Linked DNA regions of Mus musculus: region 1 is linked to region 2. The links are chromatin loops, found by intact Hi-C in ENCODE. Cell type or tissue: left cerebral cortex. All regions are shown on one strand. Links, peaks and the distances in the headings refer to the core of each region. The heading gives the core; the rest is flanking DNA.

Region 1 (16,113 bases), core at 5,235-13,234, 89 kb before region 2:
TTTTCCTTCCCTTTAGAAATTGGCGTACGCCTTCTGAGCTAAGAGATTCGGTGGGACATTGGCTGCACATAATATCCCACAAACATCCTGCTAACAGGTGAGAGTCCAGTTTTTCATGGCAGTAAACAAGGACATTCCTCAGACTTGGTAGCATCGAAGATGTTGGGAATAAGAACAAAGGAGATGTTGATGTTGTTGGAGATGTTGATGATAGTCTTTTGATGTGGAAGCATGCTCAAATCTGATCAAGGATAATAATATCATAGTTTAGGAATTGTGGACAAAACAAAGCATGGGTTTGTTTTGTTTTGTTAGTTTTTGAGAAAATGTTTTGCTGTGTAGCCCTGGCTGTCCTGGAACTCACTCTGTAGACCAGGCTGGCCTTGAACTCAGAAATCCATCTGCCTCTGCCTCCCAAGTGCTAGGACTAAAGGCGTGCACCACCTCTGCTCAGCCCAGCTAAAGCATTGTTTTAAGTCAAGAGTTTCCAAGACTCTTAAGATGTAACCTGTTGTTTGATACTATTTCTTAAAGGTTAGTTTTGGGGAAAGTTTCTGAAATGAACAATGCTGCTAGCTCTAAGTTTTATCTCCTGAGGAGTTCCCTGGGTAAACAGTCATATAAAAGAAGATGGTAACATAGGAAATTATGTGTTTACATTGTATACAATGTAGAGGTTTTGTTTGAAATAGTAGCAAGATCCAATAATGCCAGCTTCACTGTCCTCCATTGTATCTCTCCATTCTGATCGTAGAGAGCCAGTCTTCCCTGCTGACAGAATCTGTAGGCCTAAGGGGTTCAGCCTCTCTCACAGTGGCTCTGTCCCCACTCACGTCACTGCCTGGAAGGTTCCCATTCAGCTCCTCGCTTGCCTCTCCTTGGAGTTCATTGGGATGTATTTTGCAAACAGAACCCCATCCAGCCCTCCACACAGGTCAGGCATGACCCGCACACAATAGCTGTGTGACATGGGTCCTTGCTCTACAACTGCCACAGATAATTTGACAAGAAAGGGAATTGCACAAGTCAGGTACTTTCTAAAGTGGTGCCAAGCTTAAGAGCACCATGGGAAATAGTCTGCACTCAATACTTTCATTACTACGGGAAGTGGCAGAGATGAGAGATACCCAGTTCCTCAGCATTTTCGTCCCCTCTTTTGCAATGCGACATTCTTGCTAAGAGTTGGCTGACCAGCCAGGGTTCATATTTCCCACCTTTGCTTACTCCTATGTGGCTCAGTCTTACTAAGGGAAAACAAATAGAAGTGACATCTGGCCTTACAGGCTTTGTGTTCTCTGTAGTCTGCCAGCTTAGAGTGTGAAAGGCTCAGAGGACAGCAGGGGAGTACCTTTGTCTAAAGTTTCTATTGCTGTGCTAAAACACCATGACCAAAAGCAACTTGGAGAGGAAAGGGTTTATTTTATCTGATACTTCCTCCCCGAAATCTATCATTAAGGAAGCCAGGGCAGGAAACAGGAGGCAGAACCTGAAGCAGGAGCCTGTGAGGAATGCTGCCTTGCTCCTCATGACTTGCTCAGCCTGCTTTCTTTTTACTACCAAGAACCGCCTGCCTGCCTAGGTGTAGCACCTCCCACAGTGGGCTGGACTTTCCCACATCAATCAATCTGACTGAAGTATTTTCTCAATCTAGGTTCTCTCTTCTCAGATGACGCTAGCTCAATGGTTCACAACCTGTGGTTTGGAGCACCCTGGGGGTGAAACACTTTAACAGGGGTCTCCTAAGACCATTGGAAAATATAGGTATTTGTATTTCTATTCAGAATGGTAGCAAAATTACACTTATGAAGCAGCAACAAAACTAACTTTATAGCTGATGGCCACCACGACATGAGAAACTGTACTAAAGGGTCACAGCATTAGGAAGGTTGAGAACTACCACTCTAGCTTGTGTAAAGTTGACAAAACACTAGCCAGCACGCTGAGGGGCACCAACCAGGGGAAAGCTACCTGCCATGCAAGGACATATATCATGTTAACCACCTTAGCTCTCTGTGCTTCAGTGTCTACCTGAAGAAGTAAGTTGTTAAATAGAAAGAAAATAATTGCTACCATCCATCTGAAGATACTAGCCCCAGAGAAAGCTTTGGTTTTGGGTGGCCTTGATGGGAACAAATTAACTTATCTTTAAGCAGACTAATAAAGTATCAGGTACTTTTTAGAATACTGTTAGCTGAAAACTCTTTGTGAAGCGCCTTGCTTTGGCCGCTATTAAGAGGCAGGTAAGTTTTCATTGTTTCTCTCTTCATGGTGGCCATGGGGATCATGTTGGCCACGGGGATGAATCTGATTTATGAGTCTTGGGTGGAAAGAAAGATAGCTACAAAGCCACATCTCATCCAGAACTGACTCTATGCATAGGTCATTTAAACCAAAGCTGTATTTCCTGCAGAATCAGAGGTGTACTCTCCAAGAGCCTTTCTAGATGATGACCCCCAATACCCAAAAGAATGAATACTGAGACCAAACAGGAGCCCCAACTTCGGGGATCGTCCTGCAGTTTTCTCACAGCTACACAAAAAGGCTTGGTCCTGCAGCTTTGTGGTGAGTCTCAACTGAAAACACACTGCTGCTCTGTCTGCATCAGTCCCGGGCCAGTGTGTGGGCTGGTTCCAAATATCTCTACAACAATCTGATCTGCATTATAGCATCCAAAACACCTTCTCCGCCTCCTCCAGGGTTTTCTGTAAAACAGGACTGATGAAATTGGCCAAGTTCACGGGGGAGGGGTAGTTTATAGATGTTGGATGATAACAAGCTATAAACACGAAGACGCGGAGCACTGTATGCGAACACTGCGTGCATGCTAATTAGTCTCAAAGTTTCAACACTTCTTCCTACAAGGTATAAGAAAGCAACGTATCTTTTCCAAATTTCCCTTCCTCAGGAAAACATTTCCTTGGAAAAAGTAAATTTAGCACTTGGCTCAAGTGCTACAAAAGGAATCTACAGGCAGAATGATGTTATTAGAAGACCTCCAGTTTATATTGCTCTTTCATCAGTAAGAGCTTAAGGTGCTCTCTGACAAACTGGTTCTATGACATTCTACTATGACAAGGTCACGTGGGCACCTGCAGCACACCCGTAAGTATGACTCCTGGCTTCCCTGGAGTTATTTGTGGGCAAAGTCTGATGAAATAGTAGAGGTTTTAAGGTCGAGATGGGACAGGCGTCAGGGATAGATTCAATTCTATTTTTAGATAATATTTCTTCAACCTTATAGACATGAAGAATGCCAAGTTATACAGGAGGAGGCCTGGTCCACCCATGGAAACCAGGGGGGGATGAGAACTGAGAGTGTTTCACATCAGTGGCTGCCATCTTTGGTCAGATATACCTGCTGACTTCTAGGGAAGAGTCCATTTTCCCATACTCGAGGAACACAGTGTCTTTGTATTCTTTTAACAATTTTTTGATTATGTGTATTTGTGTGTCTGTATGTGAACATGAGTGTAGGTGCCCAAGGGATCAGAAGGGGGCATAGTATGAGCCACCCAGTGTGGGTGCCAGGAAACTGCTCTCATAAGAGCAGTAAACACTCTCAACCACTGAGCCATCTCTCCAACTGCTGCTATTGTAATTTCTCAGTTTCCAATAACACGATATTTCTAAACAAACAAACAAATACATACATACATACATAAAACATGCATAGACCTTCATCTGATCTTGAATGTACTTTTTGTCCTAGGCTTTCCAAATAAAATAAAAAGTCTTAGGCCACTTCAGGGCTTTACGAAATCACAGAGACAGCACCACTCCCAGCCTTTGTGAGGTGATCTCCTGAGCAGAGAAAAAACGCAGCCCACGGTATTCATCATGCACACCTTCCCTGATCACCGAGAGTTCCAGCCAAAGGTACAAAAGAGCGGCTGCTGTCATCAATCATTCCTGCATGAAGGACAAGGAGTCCTAATGGTAGCTGAAAGGCAATTAGTTGTGGGAATACACGAGGGAACAACAACAACAACAACAAATGGGGATGTTTAGCTCTGTAAAAAACAGAAACTGTAACAGACCTCTCCCCAGGACCTCCACAGACCCCAGGACAGCAGTTGATCCTCACACCCACAGCTCCAAGGTGAGCAAAACGCCCTGTCCAGTTAATTTCCCTTCTTTGCTCACAATGTTCTAAAGGCCCCTTGACCACATCCTTCCTTCACGGCTTCCTGGTCCCTTTAAAAATTTGTTATTATGAAAAAAAGTCTAAAGTTACTAAAAAAAAAAAATAGCATAATGAATTCTCTTTGTCACTGTTTGTCTGTTATCACGCAGACGTCTGAGCTTTGGGCACGCTGACTCTGTTCTTCTCCAGCGTTTTTCTTGTCTTGGGTGTGTGTTGCTTGAGGTGGAGCCCAGAGCCTGGCACCAGCAACTCCAGCGCGCCCTGTGGTGATTCTAAGTCTCCCTAGCACCCAATTTCTATTTCCAATTTCCCCTGATTACTTGGTGTCACCCCACTAGAAGATCAGCTGTATGAAGGTAAGATTTTTGTTCATCTTTGCTCACCAAGGCATCCCTCCCTCCCAGATGGGTGACTGACACATAATAGATGCTCATTAATAAGAGTGGGGTGAAGCAATCCTGTTTCCTTTCCCACATCCTTGACCGCCGAGGATGCACTTAAATACCCGCTCTCTGTCTCCACCCAATGATTGCACAGTCACTGCACCCACTTGTTCCTCTCTCCCAGACTCTCAATAGTTCCTGGATCATAATCCCAAGAGGCAAACCTAAACTGGTCCAATTCTCTTTGTGTCCCATGTCACAGTATGCTGGCACAGCTGTAAATGAACTCACCTGGAATCTTCTGGCCACCATGATATGAATGTGGGTCACCACCAGAGGCCAAGAGTGGAGCAGTTCCTTATCCATGTCCCTTACAAAAAAATACAAATGATTGACATTTTGTCCTTTTAGATGGATGCGTGACTCTCCAAGCAGCCTCTAAGCAGCCTAGCCTCCTTGAGTTATTGTGCACACCACAGAAAAGATAGTCCCTGCCAGGCTCCACCTGAGGACTGAGAGCATGCACCGGGCATACTGTTATTTGGTTCAGGTTCTTTCTTCTTCCATTTTCAAGGCTGTCAGGCAGCAAAGACATTCAGGCATCAGATGCTCTTCAATTAAGTCTTCAATAAAAGCCAGGGGACGTTGCCAGCCACGATGACAAGTTAGAAACCTGTAGGACCAGTAATGTGCCAGCTCTCCAACAACCACAACTAGGGTGGTTGGGTCACTGCCACTCCCTCCAAACAGTGTGTCCTGTCTCCTGTCAAGGAGGAGTGGCCCTGGTCATGGCTATTCTTCTGTAAAGCAGGTCATGGCCTGGCAAAAGCAGATCCAAAGGAAAAGGGCGCCACATCAAAGCTCACAGCAGGGCTACCACATTCTTCCCAATAAAGTATTTTCAAGGGGCTGGTGCCCTGACAGCTGGTGTTCTACCTAGGTGTCACATGTCACAATTGCTAAGGTCATCTGATTTCAAAGCTATCTTACAGGAGGACTCAGTAGCTATGAGTTTTAACCCAGATCCAAATGTTAAAGTTAAAGTAGGGACCTGGAGACATACATGGCTTAGCAGTTAAGAGCACCTGTTCTTGCAGAGGACCTGGCTTCAATCCAGGGGACCTGACACCCTTTTCTGGCCTCTGGTGGGTCACATACATACATTCAGGCAAAATATCCATATACATTAAAAAATTAAACTTTTGAATGGAGCTCCAGCTGAAAACTCACAAGAGCTCACCATTTTTTTCTAGATTCTTCTAGAATGGAGGGGTGGAACTGGTATCCAGAGCTCTTGTCTGATCCAGTCATTCCGTGGCTACTTCCATTCCCTCTCATAGTCAATCTCGCAGGCACCTTCTCCAGGAAAGGAGATCACACCAGCTACTCCAGGCTTTCTCCTGAGATCCATGAAAGGAAATGAGCTTGAGGCGTCCATCTGATTGTAGCACCTGTGCTATACTGGGTGCCAAGTATTGTAAAGATCACTCCTACATCTAAGTTAAAACCAACCACAACTACTCCCTATGTTAGCCCCTGTTGGCTTGCCCTGACATAGAGAAAGAGAGTTATTGGGAGAGGGATTGGACCAAGATCCCAATCCCAAATAGATGCAGAGATGTGTATCTAGGACTGGAAAGAGCACTCATTGTCCTGTCAGTGGTGCTATGGGTACGTTTTCTTCTGCTTTGCACATCTTCCCATCAGAATGATAGATGCAAAGACAAGGATGATTGTGCACTTTAGCTGTAGCCGTGTCAGCTCCTAGCAACATGCTCAAACAGAATCCGGGAGTGCTCAGTACCTAGAGAGAACTCCTGAAGCCCAAGTGTTGCCCAACTTAACAAAGCAGGAGACTCTCCAGCTTTGTTGAGATTTCCCAGCATTGATAACCCCTTAGTTATGACATGTCTTTACATACCAAGTCCTATCAGCATGCCCAACACTCTTCCAGACTCCAGCACATAGCAGGTGACACAGCCAACCCCTGGGACCTGTGAAACATTTCAGTTTCCCCAAGAGACTAGATTTTCCACCTCTGGGTCATTAGCCTCTCTCAGGACAGCATTCTGACTAATGCAGAATTCACTTTAGGATTGCATCTGGCACAGGTAAGAGAGGGCTGTGGTCAGTTTTGTCACAGTGACAGGGGTGATCTTTAAACTCAGCTCCATGACAGGGATGCTCTGGACTCACAACCCTGTCCCAGGGTCACTCTGAAGTCATAGCACTGTCACAACCTATTGCACATGGTGATGCTTTGGGGATGCTCCAAGGTCATGGTTTTGGGTCAGGGACTAGGAGGAAGATCTGGCCATAGGCCTTTAAGGATTGGGATAAGAAGACAGGCCATGGGAGTGCGTATTTCCACCCCGCCCATTTCTTATTCCCTCCCAGAACACTCTGCCAAGATTTGTTCACCTACAAGGTATTGTTTCCCATCAAATAGGAGGAGAAAGTAAAAGGGTGTGACATTTGAAAATCATCTCTCTCCTAGCAAAACCACCCAGAGAAGGCATCAGCTTGTAACCAGGTCTCAGAGGACTTTAGTTGGGGCTCTTACGGTTTGAATTTGAAATCTCTCACACAGGTTCATGTCTTCAGTCGGTTCCCACCTTACAGGCCTGTTTTGAAGGCTGTGGAGTCTGCAGAAGATGGAACCTGGATGGAAGAAGGATGGGGGCTGCTGGCCCTCTTTTCTAACTTCTGAGGTCTCTTCTTCTGTCCAAGCTACACAAAGGCTCTGAACCACACATTTCTACTGCCACTACCCGACTCACTCGGTATTCCTTCCTTGCTAAAATGGACTGTATTCATCCCAAACTGTGAGCTAAATTAACCCTTTCCTTCCTTGCTAGCTTCTGTCAGATATTTGGTCACAGCAATACAAAAATAATGAATTCAGGGACCAGTGTGGCTTCTAACACAGGTTTTAAAGTAATCCAGCATACTAGCTTAGAGCCTAGCTTTTAAGATAAATTATTTGTACATCAATACTAAAAACAAAATGAAAAACCTCCTTCAGCTAATTCAGCAGAGGATTTATAGAACCTGTGCTAACCACCACAACTGAAGACAGAACTAGTCCTGGATGTCACAAGGCAAATGGTCACAAAGATCAGGGGATCTCCTTGGAGTCTGCCTGGGAAATTCTAGAGTGGAGTGTGCAGTCCAGCAAGTCTACCAGAGTTCTTATTTTCCCACATTTGCCTTCAGGGAAGTTGGAGAGCTGCTTCAGACCTCTGCTGACGTCTCTTCCTCCGCACGCCAACCGACACACCTCACTTCTTCCTTCTGGCTCTCCTGTTTTCTAAAAAGACAGCGTTAAGGCCAAGAATCATCTGGCCTTACAGTTCAAGCCCAACACAGATACAAGCGACACAATTTACCAGGCCTCACAAATTACAGTTTTTAACCCCTTTCATCCCTGCATTGGCACGCAGTTTGCTAACTTTAATAGTCCCTCACAAAGCAGCGAGTGTCATTATTACCTGTATTAAGGTTTAAGAAACCGAGTCACCCACAGGCCACAGACTGAGTCAGAGTGAGAGGGAGTCTGAGCTCCTGACTACCAAATGCCTTGCCCTCATACGACTGCAGGAGCATTTCTTATTTGAAGCTGGCGATTCCAGTGCTTTCTCTATCGTCTTGTCTTTATTCTATAGCTAGCAAGGCTGTTGTAACCAAACAGAGGAAGAAGATGGAAAAGGAGTGGTTTGAATATCCTCACATATTGGAAAACATCTGAGACGCTAAGATACCAAGAATTCCAGCCCTGGGCACTCAGCAAGGACTGGAGCTTGGGCAGGAATTCCTCTCTGGTGATTTTCTACAGTAAAAAAAAACTTGCACAAGGGCCAGAGCTGGATCTCAATGGTAGAATGTTTGCCTAACATCCACGAAGTCCTAGTTCAAGTCCAAGAACTACCCAGCTTCAAAACTGTACAACTTTACACAAAAGCAAAAGCATCTTAACGCAGGATGAGGAGGGAGAGATGGGTTTGAAGGAAATGATGCCTTAACTGATATTAATTAGGGATTCACACATCCAAGTGGACATGAACATCTGAAGCAAGCTTCCAGGCAAAGGGAACGGCATGATCAAAATTGAACCGGCAAGGAAGGACACATCATATGCAGAGAAAGACAAATTGTTTGGTACCATTCAAGCATGAATCAGGGAGTGGTAGACAAAGGAGTGTTGGACAGAGGCAGGCAATGTAGAGAAGATCTCCCGTGCATATCCACATCCAGTGCTCACTCCACTCAGCTAAAAGCTGCCCACACTATTGGATTCTATATGGATACATCTCCCCCCCCCCAACCCCCGTCCCCCTTCTGTTCTAGTCTGGAGCTTCAGTTGCCATTAACCAAATCACCTCAGTGTTCCCTCCTTGTTGAAATGAACTGTAAGCATACCAAACTGTGAGCCAAATTAACCCTTGCTCTCCTTCCTTGCTTCTGTCAGATATTTGTCACAGTACCATTCATGTTCTGTTGTAACTTTGAGGACCAATGACCTAACGTCCTTCCTGGTTTCAAGTCTTCATGGAGGCTCTGTGTCAAGGGGCAGTGGTGAGGTGGGAGTGTGTATCTTACTTATTTGTCAACTACTGTTATGGTTTGGATCTTAAATGTCATTCAAAGGCCACATTACAGGCCGGGTCCCAGTCTATAGTGCTATCTAGAGGCAAAGGCACTTTTAGGAGGTGGGGCCTAATGGAAGGAATTGGGAGGTGTTTCCTTGAGGGGATATGGGGACTCCAGCCTTTTACTCTCTTTGATTCCTAGATGTGTGAAGTGAGTGGCTTTATGCCCTGACCACTCCCACAGGGATGCTCCTACTTGGCACAGCCCCAAAACAACTGACCATCTGACTGTACATAGAAACCTCTGACCCAGAATAAAGCTTTCTTCCCTTTATATTCTCTTTCTCAAACATTTTGATACAGTGATGAAAAACTAAAGCAAGAAATTAAATGAAATTTTTATTTCTGTTGTCACTTTCTCTGGTGTAAAACAAGGTTTAACTTCCAGACAAAGGCTCATTCAGATATCAACAGGAAAAAAAAAAAAAGATCTTTCTCTGAATGCAGAAAAAATACTGCATACATTGTGACTTCTTCTTTCATGGTTCTGCCGTGAACATAAAGTGTGCCACTTCAGACAGTGTAGTCACTCTCAGATGTAACCTTGCCTCGGAAGGCTAACCTGTATTTAGAGTGTTAATCAAATGCCATGACATTAGTAGGATATTCTCTTTCCTTTTTTGTTTTTGCTTTAGTTTGGTTGTTTTGTTTTCTTTTTCCAGAGTTTCCCTGTGTACTGGCTGTACACACCCCCACAAGAAGAGCCCTCTCTTTGACTCTGTAGACCAGAGATCTACCTGACTCTGCCTTCTGAGTGCTGGGAATAAAGGCCCGGTTGAATATTTATCTTTTTATATTACAATCAAGAAAAGCAAAATGGATATATTTCCAGGGCAACTTTTTGAATTCATACGTAAAACACAGGCATAGACCTGAAAATCTGTTTACTTATCTACCTCAACTCAGAGTGGTGGTCACGGCAACTGTTTTACTCAATAAATAAATATCTGTTGAACATCTAATACAGTTGTAAAAGAGACGTGATCTGTAAATGTATATATGCGTTCAGCTACCAGAAACACAAGGACAGGCTGGAGGACAGACACAGGAAGGAAGCTGGACAAAGGCAGGTTACTCTTTTCAGCTAGGCCATGTACTTAAGCCAAACATTTATCAGTACTGTGCTGTCATGAGCTAAAACCCACCTCACAAAGCAAGGTACCAGATAGTCAGATTCCTAGAACCCCTATCCAGAGTCTGTCTCCATACCTGTGCTGTGTTCTCCGGAGCACCTGCAGCAAAGGCTCGTCATCACAACCTGCCCACCCTCACAGGAAAAGTCCTCAAAACCTGTCAAGGTAAGCCAAGCATGGTCAGGTATGACTATAAAACCTAGCACTTGGGAGGTAGAGACAGGAAGATCAAGAGTTCAAGACAGGCTTTTCTGCCTAGTGAGTTCACAACCAGAATGTGCTGTGTGGCGCCCTGTTTAACAAACAATCAAAACCAATCAAGTTGTTGCATGGGAACTGAGGGAAGGTGTCAGAATTCTCTTGGGTGCCAGTCTTTGTGGAGGTGTTTGAATTAACATTTCTAGCTCCACCAAGAGGAGTTGAGGCAAAAGGTTCTGATTTAGCTCCAGTTTCTAGCATGACCAAAAAAAAACACATTGCCCAAGAAAGTTGGTGTTTGCCTAATGAATAACAGAAGACACATGCCACTTAATTTTTTACCCATTTATTTCCCATGTGCTCTGGCACACATGTGCTGTGAAACACTTGTGCTGTGGGCATACATGTGCATGTGCTGTGGCAGACATGCGTATGTGCTGTGGGCACACGTGTGCTTACAGTGTAGGCACACAGGTGCTGTGTCACACATGTGCTGTGGCAAACATGTGCCTGTGCTGTTTGCATGTACATGAGCCTGTACTATGGCACACACGTGCCTGTTCTGTGAGTACACGTATGCATGTGTTGAGGCACACATGTGCATGTGATGTGGACACACATGTGAATGTGCTGTGGGCACACATGTGCCTGTGCTGTTACATACATGTGGGAGTCAAAGGACAGCTTGCAGGCTTTCTCCCCTTCCAAGGACTAAACTCTGGTTGTCAGGGTTAAGGTTGAGAGCCTTAATGCTCTGAGCCTTCCCATCAGACCTGGATACTGTTGCAAAACCAAAGTTTGCTAAGTGTTCCCCCAGGGCCCATGGGTGTTCAGGCATGGTCACCAGTGTGGTAAGTAGTTCCTTTAGGGAACCTTGAAATTGGCTCAACATACCCCTGAGACCAAGTTCTGGGCACAAAGGAATTTTATTTGCCTCAGAGGGACAGTGGACAGAGATAAGGAACAAAAACAGAAGGTAGAGTACAAGGAAAAGGGGGTAACAAAACAAAAGAGAGGGTGAAGGGGTATTTGTCCTAGAAGGCAAAGGACTGCCCGTGGACAGAAAGGAGACAGAGTGGCCCATAGGCAAATGGCAGTTTATAAATGTAATCGCCCCCCCCACCCCCAATTAAGATGAGGAGTTTAGTTTTAATTGGGCATGTTAATTAGGTGAGCCAAAGGGGGCTTTTGAATGCTGGACTTCAATGCTTTGATAGCTGGACCTTGGTAGTCAGCCTTAGGAGGAGAAGTTGGCCAAATAAGGAAACAGACATTAGGGGCTAGCTATAGGAATGTAATACAGCTTTTTTGTCCTTTTTAAAGCAAGACAGAGGGAACTAGGGAGAAGCCATGTTTGGGAGCTGGCTAGTGTCCTTTCATTGGAACCTTTAGGAGTTGTGGCCCAGCCAAAGGAAGTTAGGTCATTAAAGGTGTCTCCCTAAAGGGGAAGTTGGCCCCCTCTCCTGTCTCTTTGTTGGCCAGCTATCCTGAGGTGAGAAGCTTCCTCTAGCAAGTGTTCCTCAATATGATGAGCTTGGCTGCCCATCACAGACCCAAAGAAACAAGTTCAACCAACTGCAGATTGAAATAGCCAGAACTGTGAGCTCAAATAAACCTTTTTCTCTTTGAGATTATTCCTCTCAGTTATGTGCAGTGACACAGACTAGCTAATACTCCAACCTGTCTTTGTAGGTTTCTGTTGCTGCAGTGAAACACCATGACCAAAAGCAACTTGGGGAGGAAAGGGTTTATTCGGCTTCTGCTTCCCCAGCCCTGTTTATCACCAAAGGACATCAGGGCAGGAGCTCACACAGGTCAGGAACCTGGAGGCAGGAGCTGTGCAAAGGCCATGGAGGGGTGCTGCTCACTGCCTTGCTTCCCATGGCTTGCTCTGCCAGCTTTCTCATAGAACTCAGGACCACCAGCCCAGGGGTGGCACCACCCGCAGTGGTTGAGACCCTCCACCACTGATCACTAATTGAGAAAATACCTTACAACTGGGTCTCATTAAGGCTTTTCCTCAACTGAGGCTCCTTTCTCTCTGGTGACTCTAACTTGTGTCAAGTTGACACACAAAACCAGTCAGTACAACTGACCCCTTGTCAACTTGACACACAACCACATCACTATTACATCACAACCCTTCCTTTCTTACAAGATATTACATTAAAAACATAAATAGCATTAGAACTCCCACCGTCTTTAAAATGAAAACACATTTCAGTCTCTTAATTTTCAAAACACATGAAACTCAGGAAGAAGGAAGACCAAAGTGTGGATACTTCGTTCCTTCTTAGAATGAGGAACAAAATACCCATGGAAGGAGTTACAGAGACAAAGTTCGGAGCTGAAACGGAAGGAAGGACCATCCAGAGACTGTCCTATCCGGGGATCCAGCCCATAAACAATCACCATACCCAGACACTATCGCATATGCCAGCAAGATTTTGCTGACAGGACCCTGATATAGCTATCTCTTGTGAGGCTATACCAGTTCCTTCCAAATACAGAAGTGAATGTTCACAGTCATCTATTGGATGGAACACAGGGTCCCCAATGAAGGAGCTAGAGAAAGTAACCAAGGAGCTAAAGGTGTCTGCAACCCTATAGGAGGAACAACAATATGAACTAAACAGTACCCCCCAGAGCTTGTGTCTCTAGTTGCATATGTAGCAGAGGATGGCCTAGTCGGCCATCAATGGGATGAGAGGCCCTTGGTCTTGCGAAGATTATATGCCCCAGTACAGGGGAATGCCAGGGCCAGGAAGTGGGAGTGGGTGTGTTGGGGAGCAGGGAAGGGGGAGGGTATAGGGGACTTTCGGGATAGCATTTGAAATATAAATGAAGAAAATATCTAATAAAAAAAGCAAAAAACGAATTCATGGACTAATAAAAATCTAAGATCAAGAAAAAAAAAAAAGCCAACCTCTAAAAATCCAAAATCTCTTTTAAAATTTCAAGGTCCTTCAGTTGAGGGCTTCTGTAAAAGTCAAAATTAAATTAAATACCTTCTTCAAGAGGGAAGAACCAGGACACAGTCACAGTCTAAACCAAGCAAAACCATATTCCGGCAGTGTAAGTAACTGAATGTCCAATGTTTGGGATCCACACATGATTATCTGGGCTCTGCCAGATGGCTTGGGTCACTTCTCCAGCTCTGCCCTCTATGCCATACACAGTTTGTCTTCTAGGCTTTGGCAGGAGCACTTGTCCCTCTGGAACCAAAACTTCCTGGCCAAAAGAACTTAGGGCTATGGGAACAGGAAGCAGAAACTTTCCTAGAGGGTCACCAGGGTGACAGTGAGTGGAACTATTCCCTTCTCCCCCTCACCCCGCTCCCGCCACCCCCAGATCCCTGGACCTGTGGATTCTGGCTATGGGAGAAACTGTACCATATATCAGACGCTGATTCAAAGCATATTCTGCCTTCTGAAGAACTCTGCCTCAGCCCTCCATGCTGCTGCCACCTAATTGACGCTGTAACTGTATCTTCAAAAGGCCATTCCATCTTTCTATCAGGTCAGCAGCTTCAGGATGATGGGGACATGGTAAGACCAGTGAAGTCCATGATCATGGGCCCACTGTTGGACTTCTCTGGTGTGAAATGAGCTCCTTGGTCAGAAGCAATACTGTGTGGAATACCATGATGGTGCATAAGGCATTCTGTGAGTCCGTGGATGGTGGTTTTGGCAGAAGCATTACGTGCAGAAAAGGCAAATCCATAATCAGAATAAGTATCTACTCCAGCAAGAACAAAACATTGTCCTTTCCACAGAGGAAGTGGTCCAGGATGCTGCGTAGTCAACCTGGGGAGTGGTGCCACTGGTAGCCAGGTCAGCCTTGGTGTATGGAAGTCTGTGTTGTTGAGCCCTTACATAAACCTCCATCTCTGCCCCCATGGCCACTTTGTCCACATGCCCATTGAGCAATAACCAGGATGGCTGGGGAAAGAGGCTGACTGTCCACAGAACAGGTCGTCCTATCTACCTGATTATTGAACTCCTCTGCTGAAGTCACCATTTGATGAGCAGCTGGGCGTGGCACTGCGAGACACTAGGATTGGCCATTTGTGAGGTTGCAGTCTCAATGGCCATTGAAGGCCCAAGATTAAAGGAATCACGAAAAGAAGTTGAGGCTTGGCACCAGGAAGAGAGCCTATGGCAGGCTATTGGTGAAAGTGCAGCCCAGTTGCAGCAAGGGACCCACCCCTGCAGTTGTGGAGATGCTCATACAAGCCTATCCATCTCATCCTTCGAAAGCTGAAGTGCTGCTGTTATGTTGCACTTGTATTCGCCTTGTCTGTCTAGCTAGTGGAAAAACTAGACTTGTGGCATACATTTTCTCATCAATGGAAGTTAATAGGTGAAGGGCCAAACACTTCAGTTGTCAATCAAGCATCCCAAGGACTAAGAATGTACAAAAGGGGAGCTATTAGTCCCAGGGGGCCTGGAAGGTTTCACACTGAGCTCCTCATAAAAAAAAAAAACACATAACAATGACTGCATCCACCTAATTATGCCTCTGTGTCTATTGTGCTTCTTGTCTGTCACGCAGGATGCTTGCTCAAAGCCTAGACTTCTAACAAATGCGTGGCTAGGTGAATGAGTATGTTGTCCAGTATTCCATTACTACCTACTCACATGAGAGTTACGCTTATCCTAGTGTGAGTGCATCCGAGGAAATAAGGCCATTTGGAAAGATGAGGAGGACAGACTTAAAACAAGAGAGCACAGATTGTCAGCATGCATGTGCACACACTGGAACATGGATCCAGCATGTGTGTGCACACACTGGAGCTTGGATCCAACATGCATGTGCACACACTGGAACATGGATCCAGCATGCGTGTGCACACACTGGAGCATGGACTCAGCATGTGTACGCACATACTCATGCCTGTGCAGATTAGCACAGCAGGCATCTGCAGGACTGAAGATTGCAGTAAGATAACCCTGAATCCTGAGAGGATCTGAGAAAACAAACACAATTTATACCTAGTGGCACCAAGGAGGTTTGGCTTAATCTATTGAGATAAATAAAACTGTAATAAAAAATTTCTAGAGCACAAGAAATTTTGACCTTAACTTCTGTCATTTCTTCTACTCAGTTTCCGTCTTGTTTCCTATATTGTTCCACAGGCTCCTTATACTGCTTAGTGATTTCATTGCTATGGAAACAAGAAGGACTATATAAAGCTCAAGCATGATGTCAAATTAGGAAGTGATCAGAATTTGTCCCGTGGCTTCCAAAGAATACAAGGAGAAATGACCACATCCCAATGTCGCAATGTGCTTAGATAAACACAGATCTTGAATGCATCTTCTTCTGCATTTGGTCAACATGGGGACAGGCTTGTGTGATTAATGAATTAATACTTCACAGATACCACTCTGAATGAAAATAAAGCTTGCTTGAAAAATTCCAGGCTTATAAAATCATAGTTATCAAGAATTACAGCCAGTAGAGTATCCCTCTCACCATTTCTGCCTTGTTGGTGCAGGACACACATCCTAGCTTCCTAGACCTGCTTCAGCACTGCACAAATGTCTCAGGGCAGCAGTCCTTTTAGGCAACTACTTCAATGGAGGTAAAGCCATAGAGGACTC
Region 2 (16,113 bases), core at 3,469-11,468:
CCATGGGCAAGCACCAAACCCTAACTCTATTAATGATGCTCTGTTAAGCTTGCAGACATGAGTCTAGCATGACTGTCCTCTGAGAGTCTCCACCCAGCAGCTGACTCAGACAGATGCAGAAACCCACAGCCAAACAGTGGATGGAGCTTGAGGACTTTTATGGCAGAACAGGAGGAAGGAATGCAGCCCAGAAGGGGATAGGAACTCCACAGGAAGACCAGCAGATTCAACTGACCTGGACCCTTGGGGGCTCTCTGAGTCTGAGCCACCAACCAAAGAACATACATAGGCTGGACCTAGGCCTCCCCACACATATATAATAGATGTGCAGCTTGGTCTTTATCTGGCTCCTGAGCAACTGGAGCAGGGCTATCCTAAAAGCTGTTGCTTTTCTGTGGATATGTTATTCCACCTGGGCTGCCTTGTCTGAGCTCGGTGGGGGAGGATGCACCTAGCCTTGCAGAGACTTGAAGTGCCAGGGTGGGGAGATACCCAGGGCCCCCATGTGCTTAAAGGAGAGAGGGAAGGCCGGTGGCAGAAGGATTGTGAGAGAGGGTGGCTGGGAGGGGGGCAGTGAGTGAGATGTAAAATGAATAAAAAAATTAAATTAGAGAAATGTGAACAGATGCAGAGGCAATGAAAATCAGTGCGGCGGGTCCTTAAATTTAGTTTAAGGTGGGGTCTTAAAAACTAAACATAAGTCTATTGCATGACCCAGCAAGGCAGTGACACAAACACACATGTTTATATACTCACATCCACAACATATTACTCACAACGGCTGACCTATGCCCGTAATCCAAGTAGCAGTGATGGATGAATGGATAAAACTGTGATGTGACGTGTGTGTATATACATCCACACTCATACTTATATGCACATATACATTACATTCAGCCTCTGGAAGGAAAACAATCCTACTCCATGAGCTACAACATGGATAATGTCTGAAAATGCACACAAAAGACACTGTTTTAATTCCACGCACATGAAATACCTACATCAGTCAATGCATGAAGGCATGAAGGGTTGCCACAGGCCACAGAGAGAGAGAAAGGATGATTGGCATTTGATAGGTGCAGGTGCTGAAATAAATAATGCTATTGATTGTGCAGCACAAGGTAACTGATACAACCGAAGGTAACTATTACACCTGGAAATAGTTTAAATGTTTATATTTTTATACATATTTATACATTTTATACATAGTTTATTGTTTATATGTATACATATATTTTGTTACATATGTTTTTAGTCACAGGATATGAAGTTTATAGGACAAAGACAAAGATTTGAGTGAATGGACAGATGCATCCAGGGTTAGTATAAACTTGCAGGGGATATAATACTATTTTACATTGGCAATGGAGATGTGGAAGTAAAATAAATCGGCCAAGGTCAGGACTATGAAAGTACTCTTTGTCTTCATTTTAACTGAGCTAATACATCACTATAATATGCAAAGATCAGACTGAAAACAAATGCGTAAGAATGCTATTTACAAAAAAAATCTATTTATAAAAGAATGCTTTAACAACAATAATAATAACAACAACAACAAAACTCCGGAATGTCTTAAATGTCCAAACCATGGGATTAACTTGCTTCAGGATTCAGTAGACTACATAACCTATGCAATTAAATTAAGTGAGTTCACTAAAGATGGTATTTACACCTTTAAATCCAGCACTCAGAAGGCAGAGGCAGGATCTCTGTGAGTTCGAGGCCAGCCAAACAAGTTCCAGTCTACAAAACAAGTTCCAGTACAGCCAAGGCGAATACACAGAGAACCTCTATCTCAAAACAAACAAACAAAAAAACAAAACAAAACAAAACAAAAAAGACAAAACAGCCAAACACACAAATAGATATTTAAAAGACATTTAAATGAACCAGAAATTTAGACACAACATTGTAAATGAGAACACAGGTCACAAAAAAGTACAGATAATATAGATACAAAGGACAGTGACTGAACCATTCTATTGAATCTTGTGATTGGACAGAACTTCTGGGGATCCAGCCATCATGTCTGCTCTCCAGGGAGATGGAACAGGAAGGAGGAAACCTACTCAGGATGTCTGCTTGCATACTTGTATCCAGAATGTTGCAATATAATGCACAAACACACAAAAGACGCTCAAAAACAGCATCTTTTTAGCTGAGCTGGTGAAAATATAGCAGGAGGCAGATTTCTCTCTCTGCTAGTGCTTCTCCCTGTGAGTTTGCTAGGAGCTCAAGCGAACACTTCCCTGAAGGGAAAAGTCTGCCAGAGTGATTGCTCATTCTGATCATGCAGAGGGGGAAATTACAGAGCTGGGGATAGAGCTTATTTTTAAATTCTGTCTACTGGAATGTTGCCATTAGAATATATTTGATCAACATTACAATTAAAATATAAGTAAATAACAAGACAATTATATATATTTAAATCTAAGCCACTCCCATTTCCATAAATATCCAGTGCAAGCCCTTATTGTTCTTTATGAGGTTCTGTTCTTAAGATATCTGGAAGCTGACCTGCAACCTGAGCAGAGATTCAGCTGGTTAAGTGCTGTCCTGAAGGAATGGAGACCTGAGTATGAATCTCCATGGCCCACATAAAAAGGGGAGTGCACACAAGAGTGGGGCTTTCTGGTCAGCTGGTCTACCACTTCACTGAGCTCCTTGTTCAGTGAGAGATACTATCTCAAAAATAAGGTGGACAGTGACAGAGAAACACAACTAACTCTGCATCTGGCATCTGTATGCTCACCTACACAAACATGGGTACTCATATAAGGCACATAATATATAGACAGAATTGTGAACACTGTGTGATGCTCTGTTGTCTATTTTTTTTTTTTTGCTATTTAAAATATACTTCCTTATATGTCCATATGATTCTCATATCTACCATTTTTAATGCTGAAATGGTGAACCAAACTAACAATTATGTCCATATTACCAATTATGGGATTTTTACATAATACTGGGCCCATTGCTGTTTGCTGCTATTGTCAAAACATATGGACTAGCTACAAACACCTTTGTGCAAAGAAGCATTTCCTCCAACTAATTCCGTGGAAATTTTCAAGCAAGGGATTATTAGGACCATGAAAGTGATCAATTTGATGGCTCTTATGTGACCTACATTCTTTCCAGAAAGTTCTCTAATATTGAAAACACCTATATTATTCAGTGTCTTAGGGCTTTTATTTCTGTGAAGAGATACCATGACCATAACAACTTTTACAAAGAAAACATTTACTTGGGGCTGGCTTACAGTTTCAGAGGTTTAGTCCATTATCATCATGGCAGGAAACATGGCACTGTGCAGGCAGATATGGTGCTGGAGAAGCAGCTGAGAGTTCTATAGTCAAATCAGCAGGCAGCAGGAAGTGAACTGAGACACACTGAATCCTCAGAGCCCACCCCTAGTACTACACTCCTCCAACAAGGCTACACTGCCTGATCAAGCATTGACCAAGCATTCAAACACACGAGCCTCTGGGGAGGGGGGGCATTCCTGCTCAAACCACCACATTTGTAAAATTGTCTTAACATAACTCCATCAAAACTAAATTCCTAACAATACTGGCTTCTAATTGACTGGAAATATGATGAGAGCAAAAAATAATCAGACACTGAATACCTTTATTTGTGCAAGCTGACCATTATCAATATTTATTTACTCTGTACTTTAAAACTCTCTCTGATATTATCTCTGCCTTATAGGTTTTCAGTAGTCCCTATCACTTCCTGACTCCGGAAGTTGTAGCTTATCACATAAGCTGTGAACTATTTCCTTCCTGTTCCCTTTCTTTTCTGTTTTTATTTTATTTTTTCCTTCCTCTCTTTTCTAGAGGCAGGCCAAGTGTAAGAGGCCCCAGACCTTAGCACAGCTGACACCATGACAGAGGCACCATTCAGGCCTTGGAGCCCAGCATGAAGACAGCAACAGCTGCCAGAATAGCAAAGACCTAATCCAACCAAGCTCTTACTTCTGGGAAGGTCTCTAAATGTACTAACCTTGCTTTCTGGTTTCTGTAGTTCTGCTTCTGGCTAACCCTTCTTGCTAACCGAGGCATGTTAACTGAGGATGTGGTTTTATGCTTAGAAGCTTACCTTGAGAAAGGCTGGGGACTTCACTGGGTCCCAAATACCCAGTGTAGTCACCGCTAGGCTAATAATGACTTTCTATTGGCTTGAGCCATTGTCTGAGTAGTCACACCACCAGTGACATCAAAAAGATTTAAAAAACTATTTGTCAGGACACATGAAGATGTATATGCTTCTGCCCAGCTAGGAATACCTGTGTGCTAGGACCCACACCTTAACATGTGCTTTAGGTTAGAAGAAGCAGGTGCAGATGCCCACAGAAATGGCATGACTTAAAATCCAGGGCTGACAAAGTAGACCCTTGAGACGAAAGGCAAGGAGAATAAGAAAGGGGTATTTCCGGGCAAGAAGCCATCCTTGGGCCTGGATAGTGTCTCCAGGTAAGCATCTTTCAGACCACACAGGTGAGCCAGTTTTTCATCAAAGCATTCCTGGAAAGGCATTTAAACATGAATGTCTGAAAAGCACATATGAAGACACAAATTATGGCTTGGCGAGAGGTTGGCTCCTACCCAAAGAGGGGGAAAAAGAATAAAGCCCCACCCTAATTAACTGCTCCTTAGCCATCGCCTTTTGAGCAGTTGTTCGTTTCCCTTGTTTCCTGAATCATTTATAATGGCCCAGCAGAGGGTCATGAAGGGTTCAGTCTTTAAGCTTGGACTCTAGAATAGACACAGAAGTTGTCTGGGCCAGAGGTGATATTTCTTTTAGCAGGGGAGGAAAACAAACAAACAAATCAAAGCTAAGATCTGGAAAACATGCAAATAACCATGATAATTACCAACAGTGTGTACAATAAAGGACACAGGCCCGTGTAGGAAGAAGGAACTTGAAGGTGGAGCTAGTTAACATAAGATAACCTTTTGGATTTGGGTTGAGACAAAGATCAGGGAAGAAGAGGCCAGGAAGAGGGAGCAAATCCTAGGCTCCCTGGGACAAGAAAGAAGTCTTCAAGAAACCCAATGACAAGAAGAAAGTGAGCTCAGAGACGCAGGCAGGGGCATGTCAAGTGGATGCTTTCAGATTCTCCAAGAAGCTGGAAGTTAGACATGATGGAAATATGATTGAGTATAACAGGATTTCAAACACTACTCAGCAGGGCATGGTGGCACATGCCTTTAATCCCACTACCCTACATAAAGAGGCAGGCAGATCTCTGTGATTTGGAAGCCAGCCTGGTCTACATAGTGAGTTCCAGGCCAGCTAGAGTTACCTAGTGAGGCCCTGTCTCAACAAACAAACAAATTAAACAAAACAAAAATAAATAAACAACGCACTGCTTTATTATTTATAAACAACTTCCTGTTTGGATCTGTTGTGTTCCACACTAGACTCAGTGTATCAAGTTTCGTTGTGCACTGGCCTTAAATATGTACTTCATATCAACAACTCTATTTTCCACAAATTATTTATCCTACACTGTTACCAAATAAAGTAACATGTATTCTTCCCAGTTGTGCTGTTGTGAGTTACAGCTATTGTGTTTTGCTGGCAAGGTTTTGTGCTTCTGGGGTTGTAACATGTCTTGCACATGCTAGACAGGCACTGAGTTCTATTCCCAGGCCTACCTGTTTATCCACCGACAGCTTCCATCTAGTTTACATTTAGGGCATATTAAACCCATATATTTCTTTTGCAGACAAGTCCAGTGTTTTGGTATCACCTTATCTTCCCTCTATGTGTGCCAAGATAGTCATTATCTTGATATGATCTCCTATTCATAACATTTGCAGTTACCAGGAAAAACAGCTCTAAGCCTGTAGTGACCCATGGTCCGCCAGTGGACTGTTTCTCTCAATAATTCATTTATTCATCTATCAACTCATTTGCTCAACTCTTACCTCATCATAACATGTTAGTAATCTGTTGTGAGGCAGGCCCTCCATCATCTTTGGGGATGCAAAGATGAATCAGACAGTGTCTGCCTTCAAGGAGTTTGTCACATCCTGGTAGGGGAGGGAGACACTGAATAACCAATAACGATGCCATGTGACATATCCGTAATTATAACAGCAGATGCAAGGATGCCTAATGTCGAAGCAGGTCATTACATTGGTTGTTACAGACCCCACAAAGCCCTTGATCTACACACACACACACACACACACACACACACACACACACACACAAAGAGAGAGGGGGTGGGGAGCTTAGTATATAGCCTAGGCCTCCTCAAATTCAGGCATTCCTTGCCTCAGTCCTGGGATGATCAGTTTGTCTCCAGCTCAGTTAGACCAAGGTTTTAAAGATTTGCTGGGTAAAAATGAGAAGTCACCTTACAAGGAGAAGGCTGAATAAGTAAAGACCAGGAACTGCACACTCATATATTTTTCTTTTTTGGTATTTTAACAGGATAATATATGCATATGTTTTTAAATGATCTAATACCCAGGAAGATTGTGAGAAACTTCTCTCGCACTGTCATCCTTGCTGTATCCCCAGGGAAAACCTTTGTTTTCCTGTTCTGAAGAATAACTCATTTATGTTAGAATAGTTTCCGATTCCTTGAAAACGTCTAAGATAGCAAGGAGATTTCTTTATAAGACATATTGCATTCTATTAGTTAATAGAATATAGTAAGTAAATGGGATTAATATCTTACTCATGTTGTATGTACCTTGTCATAATTCATGAACCAACATGAATATATCACTTGTGCAATCCTTATCTTGCCAGCTTTCTTGGGTTTTTGCTTTCTGCCTTTTGTCTGTCACAGGACCCCACAGTAAACTTAGTCACTATGTCTCCTGAGACAACTCTTAAGCTGTGGAAAGTTCTCAGGCTTCCCTTGGTTTTGTTCTTACTCTTTCACCTTGGGGAGTATGGAAGATAGAATAGTAGCCTCTCTCAAAGATGTCCACACCTTCTGAGAGGACCTAACTCACTCCATTTTAGAACAGGCAGCCATGTTTGGCTCTACGCTAAAGAAGCAAGCAAGTATTCTCAGAACAAACAAACAAAACAAAAAACAAACAAAACAAAAAACAAAGCAACAACAACAACAACAAAACACAGATAATGAGTATTTAGTAATCAAAGGCCCTGACATTTAGCTGAGAGAGATAGCCAATCCAAGGACTGAAACAGTTCCTAGAAGGCCTAACAAAAAATGGTAAAACTAATATAGCAACCAATTAGAAATGTACAAAAAATTATCTAACTATCCCTAAAATTCCCCTAGCTGTGCTTAAAAGGAGCCTGCGAGCCTGCAAGCTTGTCTGGTTGTTGCTATTTTGAATAAATGGCTGACCCCTGCATGCTGGTTGTTTCTGCAGGATAAACACTCTTTGCTTATGCATACTATTTGAGTCTGGGTTCTTCCTCCAGTGATTCTCTGACCCTTACGCTTTATGCCCAGAACCTATGTGTATATCACACAGTACAGCAAAGAGGAAGATGTCAGGAGGAACTGGACTATAAGCCAGATCTCTTGTGATGAGAGAGTGACTGAGATCATCCACCAGTCTCAGTGTGATGGCCAGGATTCTTCAAAGGGCAAAGAAGAGAGAAGAGAAGCAGAGAAAGGGCTGTGGGAAGACTTAGCAGCTGTTGCTGGCTTGGAAATGGTGGGATGAGGAGTTCAGCCAAGGAATCTGGAGAAAGGCACAGAAATGAGGTTCCCCTGAAGTCGCCAAAAAGGATCATAGTTCTGTTAAGATCTGGAAACCCTCCCAGTAGATCAACCAGTGTTGTATGAGGTTTCTGTTTGTGGTTACACCCCTGCCCCCCCATTCTCAACCCCAGATGCATGCTCCCTCAGCCCACTCAATATGGAGTGACTGGCAAGAAAACAATGTTTCAGACAGAGTACTCCAGTGTAGCTGTTGTGTAACAGTTTCTCCTGAGATTGAAATATTCCATCAGGCTGAGAATCTCCTTAAGCAGAAAGGTAAACAAATCAAAATAGCTTTAGGAAGTCCCTGAAACAGACTAGATTCACTAGCCCCACCCCTCACCCCCACCCCCACCCCTGCCAAAGCAAACATTACAAGCCAAGCTACCCTCTCAGAAGATCAAAGCCAAGTTTCAAAGAAGACTCTGAGACAACAGCAGCTGGAAGAAGCAGAAAACAGCTGAGTTTCCTGGAAGAGGTATGAACCAACCGAGTCACTTGGAAGGGACACTCTCTAACCTGTTCAGTTACATGCACACTGCACTGTGTTCCAGCTGCCCCTTGTGAGTTGTCACCTGCACTGCAGTGGGCTTTGGTGATGCAGCTGTCTTTGAGTCATCTCTGCTCCTGTAAGTTACCCCTCACCGATTTTCCTTTAAATAATTCCCAATAAAACTCATTGGTTCACCAAGTTACTCCTTAATATGGTCTGTCATAGGGTTTCCTATCTGGAGTGAGTAGACATTGTGTAGTGTTTCCCCAAGAAAAACTTTGTCACACAACAGAAACCCAGTGCTCTCTTCCAGGCAAACCCTGGCTTCTCCAGTAGAATCCTCTGTTCTCTCTGAAAGTCTCTTTCATCCTAGGAGTTCAGGAATGAAAGGCACCGACAGGCCATTCTGACTATATGCTCCTCTCATCCACCCACCCCCCAGGCCCCCATACCACTAAGTCAGAGTCATGTGTATCCAAGGGCTGGTCTTGCACTCATGACATAGCAGAGAATGCTCTTGAATTCGGAGTCTCCTGTTTCAGTCTGTGGAGTACTGAGATTATAAGCATGTGCCACCTCACTGGTTTTATATGGTTCTGTGGGTTGAACTTGGGGATTGGTGCATGCTGGGCAAACTCTCTAGCACCTGAGCAACATCTCCAGACCCCTTAGGCAGTTTGAGACAACCCCTCCAACACACACACACACACACACACACACACACACACACACACACACACACACTATGATACCATGCATGTGGTCTCCAAATTCTGCCCCCTTTCTCAACCATTTCTTAAAGTAACACCTCCTCCTGCTGCCCAGGGGTGATTATGTATTTGTCAGTTTTCTGTGCCCCAGACCCAAGCAAGGTGAATAGACTTCTTCTAATGTACTCAGCTCCCACACTCTCAGCTGTTCTAGATTCTCTAGCTGAGGGCTACCCCACTCTTTCCTCCTTGGTTCCACTTGTCCTATAAGACATGCATCTTTCTGGATGTTATGCAAGACCCCTTCTCCATCCTTTTTCTGTCTTTTGAAGTATTTCAACTAGTGACCCCTCTCCTACCCTCTTTGTACTTGCAAGTAAACGCCTTTTATCCTTCCAGATATTTTGAAAGGAGAGGCTACAAACCAGAGCGTTCATCTTCTGTCTTTAACTTGGACAAGTACCAAAACACTGGACCCGATAAGAGCACAGATAGACCTGCATTTCTATTATGCCTCTAGCACACACTGTCTCTAAGACAGGGCAATTTACTTCACTTCTGGAACTCTCAATCTCCTCCCTGTGACACAGGGATAATGCTACCACCTACCTCTCAGGTTGCCGAGAGGATCAAATGAAATACTGTAGTTATGCCTGGTGCAGTACTTGACACGCAGCAGCTCCTTAATAAATCTGGTGATTGCCATTATGCAAATGGAGAAGATTTACATAAGGCAGAGAGGGACACTTTGGTACATGAAGCCAAAAAAAATTAAATAGCCAAATTGGTGTTTTAAATGCATAAAATGTACCACACAAAAAAGCTCAGAAGGGACAGAAGTCAGGAAAGTCAGTTAGGGAGCTGTTTCCATGTCCCACGAGGGACACAGTGATGGCAGAGACCCATGACATGCTGACATGCTGTAGAAAAGATAGGATTGACTAAAGCCACTGTTAGAAGGATGGTTTTTAACCCTGGCTTCACTTTGATATCCTTGGCCCACACACAGGTTAATGATCATAACAGCTGGAGGGAAGGCCCAAGCATACTGTTTTGAAAGCCTCCCTGTTCTTTCTATTGTGTACCAGGTTTGAAAACACTGATGAGTAGAAGTTAAAGTATTCAGTACTTGGATGCTCCACAAAGGAACTATAGTAACAAAGTTTCTGGCTTGAGTGGTTAGGCTGGGTAACTCTATAGTCCCAGGAATTTGTTTGGGGGATAATTCCCACAACTTCAAGCTGCATTTTGTCCAACCTCCTATTCATAGCAGAAGGTTGGATGCCTGACCAAATTAATGACGACATATATTGTAATGAATTCAGTCTGTCTAATACCCATTCCACCTTTAGTGAGAAGTGAATTGGAACACTTCCTGCCTGGTGTTCCACAACTGTCAAGGAGATGTAAGACAGAGCTTTAGGGGTCCTCCAGGAGGCAGTGGCTGCAGACCCTAGCAGGAAATTGGGAAGGACGGTTACAGACCACTCTCCCCAACAGGAACATACAGCAAGGCTTGCAGAGGCCCCATTTTATTTGTTTAGGATTCACAACCCGTTTACCTTCTAAAGGATCTGAGATGGCTTATCAGAGTAAGCTAAAGTGTATGATTAGGACACCAGCATCGAGGCCATCAAAGGGGCCTGGAAGAAATGGATGTTTCCGAGTATTTGGAATGTGTTGTTCTCTATAACTGGACTATATCGTGCACTGAGTTCTCTGAGTAGACTGCAGGTTGCTCGGTTTTTAGACTTGACCAACCAAGCATTTTCTTTTCAAGGAAGGACCAGTGATTTTGTTTCCATGAAACACATTTTAGAAAGGTTTTACTACATGTATCCATTCTTCCTTATATAACCGGTTTCTGGAAAGGAAAGAGAAATTGAAGCTAGGTCATCAACAGCCCAGGTACTTAGCCTCAGCAGGTGTAATACTCAGCACCTGGGCTCTGTACCAGCAACTCACTTAGAGGTCTCCATCCATAAAAAGACAGGACTGAACCAGACATTCCCCTTTCATCTCCCACACTTGGGCTCATGCACTTCTGATTAAATCTGAAAGGACAGATAGAACTAGAGTTCAAGATGAGAATGGCCTTTAAGTTTTTGCTTTCAAGTGTTAATCTGATTGAGTTCAGCCATAGTATGTGTTAGAAGAGTTTACTCATTATCGAATCTCTGACAAGAATCTGGAGAGCAAAATGTATCTTGCTGGTAAAGTGAGAACGACACGGTTTAGAAGGACACTCCGTATTATACTCTCAGTTAGATCCAAGACTGTCCTTCCTCATCCAGAGAACAGACAGTGAGAGCTCCTGCAGGCCGAGCCAGCATTTGGTTTGAAAGTGTTGACTTGTGAGAATCTATTCAAAAGGAAAGGAATGAACCTTTTTTTTGGATTCAAGAACAATTCTGAAAGATGACAGATATACATGAATTTCCAGTCCGTGGGTCTTAGAAATTCTAGCTAACCCAGTGATGCTTTCTTTAGTCTTTCTTCAACCCTAACCAGAGTGATGAGGAACAGGCTCCACTTCCTGACGCCATCTGTGAAGGAACTGAAGTTAAATAATCGACCCTGTGCTATTCAGATGGACACAACCCCAGATATGTTTCTCCAGCCTCCAACCTTCTCCTTACTTCTTTAATTGTCAGTGGGTATATTGTGCCTCCCAAAGCCTGTCTCATCTGTCATGAAAACTGTTACTTCCTACATATGCTGATTAGTTTTTGTTTTTGGGTGTTTTTTTTTTTCTTTCTCAACTTGACACAAGCTTGGGTCATCTTGCAAGAAGGAATCTCAACTGGAAAAAAAAAAATACAAAACAAAAGAAAAATTTTGATCCAATTGGCCTGTAGCCAAATTTGTGAGACATTTTCTTGATAAATGATTGATGTGGGAGAGTTCAGCACACTGAGAGTGATGCCATCGCTGGACAGGTAGCTCTGGGTTCAAAGAAAGGAGGCTGAGCAAGCCATAGGGAGCAAGAGAGTAAGCAGTGTTCCTGTCTGCAGGTTTGTGCCCTAAGTTCCTGTGTCCACTTTCCTTCATGAGAGACTGTAAGCTGTAACATGAAATAAACCCTTTCCTTCCCAAGTTGTTTTTGGTCATGGTGTTTATCTCATTATTTAAAATCACACTAAGAGATCACAGATCTCTTTGTTGAAACTGTAAGAATCCAGTCAAAGGATTTGCACAACAAGCTCAGTGTCTGCCCCATTTGTGTGGGTCTTTGGGATATTTATAAAATGTTCTAAGTGTGTTACTTTTTATTATCATTATCCTAACAATTCATTGAGTTGAATTCTTGTGGGTAGAGTGTATCCAACTTGGAGATCCTTTATAGAAACATGAAAGTTCACAGAGGTGAGTGACTTGGGAAGAACAGACAGCTCATGAGCAAGCTGCCCAAAGCACCTCATCCCCAGTTCAAACCCAGGGAGTGGACTTCCACAGTGCTGAAAGCAGGAAGCAGGAAGCTTACTCTACCTAATGAGTGGCTGGCTTATGGATCAAAGCTTGGTCTACTTATAGCTGTTCCATCCCCAGGAGGGGCTGTGGAGCAAGAAAAGAAGATTATCTTGCAAAGAGAAGGCAAATAGAAGTTGGCTCCCTCCACTGCACAAATATGTCAAAATGGCAGACCAGGTCCAGTGTAAGCAAGGGGTTAAGTGGTCCAGTTTCCAAGCCAACCTGCAAATTCTACTCCTGAAGACCAAATTCTTTTCTCCTCCCAGATGGACCATGATCACTGGAGAAAGAGAAGCATTCCTCCCGACAGGCACAGCATCGGTCTCTGCCTCACAGCCTACAGGATTCCCTTACTGGCAGGTTTCTGCAAACAAATAATAGAAACATCACTTTTCACACTTGATTCCCATTCTCAGAAAAGGAACTTCTATTTTAAGTGTTCCCCTCTATTCAGAAAGAATTTATATTGGACACTGAGGTCAGCACCATGGTAGAGTTGGAGAGAAGTGCTATTATTATTATTCAAATGTGTTAAGACAGTACAGTGTGCTACTATCAAATTAAATACTGGAGGAGGAACTGTTGATTGGCATGGAGGTGATGGGAAAGGCAAGGAACTGATTCATATTCTAATTCAGGAAAATAGGCCAAGAGGGCTCCCGAGGCCCAGGAGAGGACCCAGGTGACCTGTTTGGTACCTTCATGACTTTTAATGAAAATTGGCAAAGTGACCTATAGAATGATTTACAAAATGTGCTGGCTTGGAATTTGCCATCTCTAAGAATGTCAAAATTACACATAAAATGGCAAAGAGATGAAGAGAGAAGAGAGATTCCTGGGTTTATACTTAATTTCTTTCTGTTTTTCCTTAAAGTGTTGGCAAAGAAACCAGGGACTTGCACATGCTAGGCTAGTGCTCTACCACTGAACTACATCCTTAGCCACACTTCGAATATGACACCTTCCTGTACAAATTTGAAACAAAGTCATTTTTAGCATAATCTTATGATTAGTGAATCATTTAAATGGACTTCTCATTCCTTGGGAGTGTCTAATTCACTTCGGACATGGACTCTGGTAATACACAGATAGCGGTTTTTATCCTCTGCTGTACATCTGATTGAGGACTACGGTGGGGAGAGCCACTCAATCCACTCAAAGATCAAAGCAACTTGCACTTCTCTTCAAGTTTTCTACCACAGGTTGCCTTGAGATCCACTTTTGGTTTTGGGTGACAGTTTTGTCACTCCAGAAACTGGGTGTGCAAATAAGGAGGACTAAAATTGAGGCGCCACACGATGCTGGCCTTTTGGTAGGGTTACAGCACCACACACAACGCTTGCCCTACAGTCGGGCATGGTGCCACTCAACGCTTGCCCTACAGTCGGGCATGGTGCCACTCAACGCTTGCCCTACAGTCGGGCATGGTGCCACTCAACGCTTGCCCTACAGTCGGGCATGGTGCCACTCAACGCTTGCCCTTCAGCTTCTTTTGGTCTTGCGGTCTGTTAACTGTTCGCTGCGGAAGCCCTGTCACTTCTTCACCTCCACCGAGAACCAGTGCCTACTTTCTTTCCCAACCGCCAACATTCCAAGCAAAGAAAACCCCAGATATTGCTTTCTTGGCATAATTCCCTTTAGCACAACTCATGCCCAGTTTTCTTTTTTCCTCCTTTAAAAAAGGCATAATTTTACATTTTTCATTTGAAATTTAGATTGAGAAGTGAGTTTCCAACCTTTAAGTTGTAGATGTCAGAACGCAAAATTATAAAGCAGAAGGGCGCAGACTGAGCCTGGCTACAGTGCCTCACTCACTGCTCCCTGAAGCAGGATGCTTAGCGCTTCCAGGGTTGATGGATCTTCCCCTACAAAGTACATGGGAGGGGTCTCCAATTTTATTTGCACAAAATTATACAGTCACAAATCTATCATCCACACCCATTTCTTCATCAGCGGTTTGCATGCCTAACTGTGTGCCAAACCCACCGCTGGGTTCTCGGAAAGTCACAGGGATGGGGATGGGGTGAACCACCCCATAAAGGAAATGTCATTCCAGCAGTTACCTATTGCTGAGTGACATGTTCTGCTGTGACAGATGGCAATTCTGCCAGAGCAACCTAGTGGTTACTTTTTTTTTTTTAACCAAAAAGAGGCATATTTAAAGGGAAAATTTTAACCTATTTTCCCCAACTCAAAATAGAAATGGGGCCACAATGTTAGTGCTATTATTATAATGTGCATTTCATATGCAAAGATGCGGGGACAGATTAAGGGAAAGAAGCATTTAGAATGATTCCATTCTGCCTCTCTCCTGAAAGGCTCTCTTGCTCAATATTTGAGGTAGCATTTCTCAAAATTTGTTGCATAGCATACTCTTTCCTCAGAATGTTAACACTGTCCTGAGAAAGAAGGCTCCAGCATTGTGGAAGTTGGAGGAGTACTGGACAGGAAAGTTAAACAGCTTTCTAGGTGTCTCTGTTGGGTAATGTGACTCTAATAGGGCAGGGAGCATATAGGCCAACAAGGGCATGGAATCATAGAACGGGACATACAATCTGAGGTAGTGCTCTACTCTCAGAAGAAATGAAGTTCTAATGTGGTAGTACTGAAAACATGGCAACAAACAGGAAGAAACCAAAACCAAACCGGCAAGGCTACGTGCTGTACGGTGCCAAGCGTTTAGGAATGGCAGAGTGAGCACAGCCATAAAGATGTAATTAGCGCTTGCTATGACCACGGGGAGAAAGCTCATGGGGCGACAACTAATGGGTATAGTTTTGTTGTTGTTGTTGTTGTTTGCTTGCTTGTTTGCTTGGGGGGAGTTTGGTTTGAGTTTTTTGTTTTGGTTTGGTTTGGTTTATTTTGGGTGGGTAGAGAGTGGAAAGTGACAAAAATATCCAAAATTATATCTTGGTGATAACTAAGCAATTCTGAATATAATACAAACCACTAAAGTATAGTCTTTATAGGAGAAAATAGTCTAGTACAAGAATGATCTCTTCTGGAAAGCACATTAAATGCATGTCTTTGCAAGAGCAGTTTTAACCAAAAGTGGCTCTGGCCTGTCCACTTCAGTACTGTCCACTTACACTTGGAATGAAGTATCACACCTTCTTCACTGGGTTGCTATGAGTTACTGAGCTCAAAGCACACAGGTGACACCCTCAGCCTTCGATATTTGTATAGCAACTTAATTTCTTTCTTTCCTCTCTCTCTCTCTCTCTCTCTCTCTCTCTCTCTCTCTCTCTCTCTCTCTTCTTCTTCTTCTTCTCTTCTTCTTCTTCTTCTTCTTCTTCTTCTTCTTCTTCTTCTTCTTCTTCTTCTTCTTCTTCTTCTTCTTCTCCTTCTTCTTCTTTTTTTGACACAGGGTTTCTCTGTGTAGCTCTGGCTGTCCTGGAACTCACTCTGTAGACCAGGCTGGCCTCGAACTCAGAAATTCACCTGCCTCTGCCTCCCGATTGCTGGGATTAAAGGCGTGGGTCACCACACCCAGCCAGCAACTTAATTTCTTAATTGGCGATCCTGTTTCTAACATCATTTTGATACTTTGTTGTTTTCTTTCTACTTCACCTGTTTCTGGTTTTAATTTCTTTGAACACATGCAAGGTGGTTAATATGGAAAACAAAACAAAACAAAATACCACAACTTTTTTTTTTTTTAAGTAGCTCTTAATTACTTAGAAATCACCACATCCCTGGTTTCCTGCCATTGTTCCAAGTTGTGT

Evidence for each region. Peaks named below come from ENCODE experiments on the same cell type or tissue, not always from the same donor. Only the 100,000 strongest peaks of a DNase experiment are listed, where the experiment ranks them.
Region 1: it touches region 2 in a loop (1.8-fold over the local background); 2 of 42 quality-filtered maps call a loop at or near these places.

What each region holds. Positions count from the first base shown.
Region 1 is chr10:39,245,595-39,261,707 of GRCm38, forward strand. Gm31562 (a long non-coding RNA gene) reads left to right here. Exons shown (of 5, transcript XR_871584.3): 2 at 2,906-3,102; 3 at 3,710-4,099; 4 at 7,118-7,310; 5 at 7,744-9,534. Among named protein-coding and RNA genes, the nearest start is that of Gm31562, 8.8 kb to the left of the region's middle. In left cerebral cortex, for the core only: no CTCF peak of the experiment used is centred there; no DNase peak of the experiment used is centred there.
Region 2 is chr10:39,335,990-39,352,102 of GRCm38, forward strand. No RefSeq gene overlaps it. Among named protein-coding and RNA genes, the nearest start is that of Gm31616, 26 kb to the right of the region's middle. In left cerebral cortex, for the core only: no CTCF peak of the experiment used is centred there; a DNase peak (open chromatin) is centred at 7,845.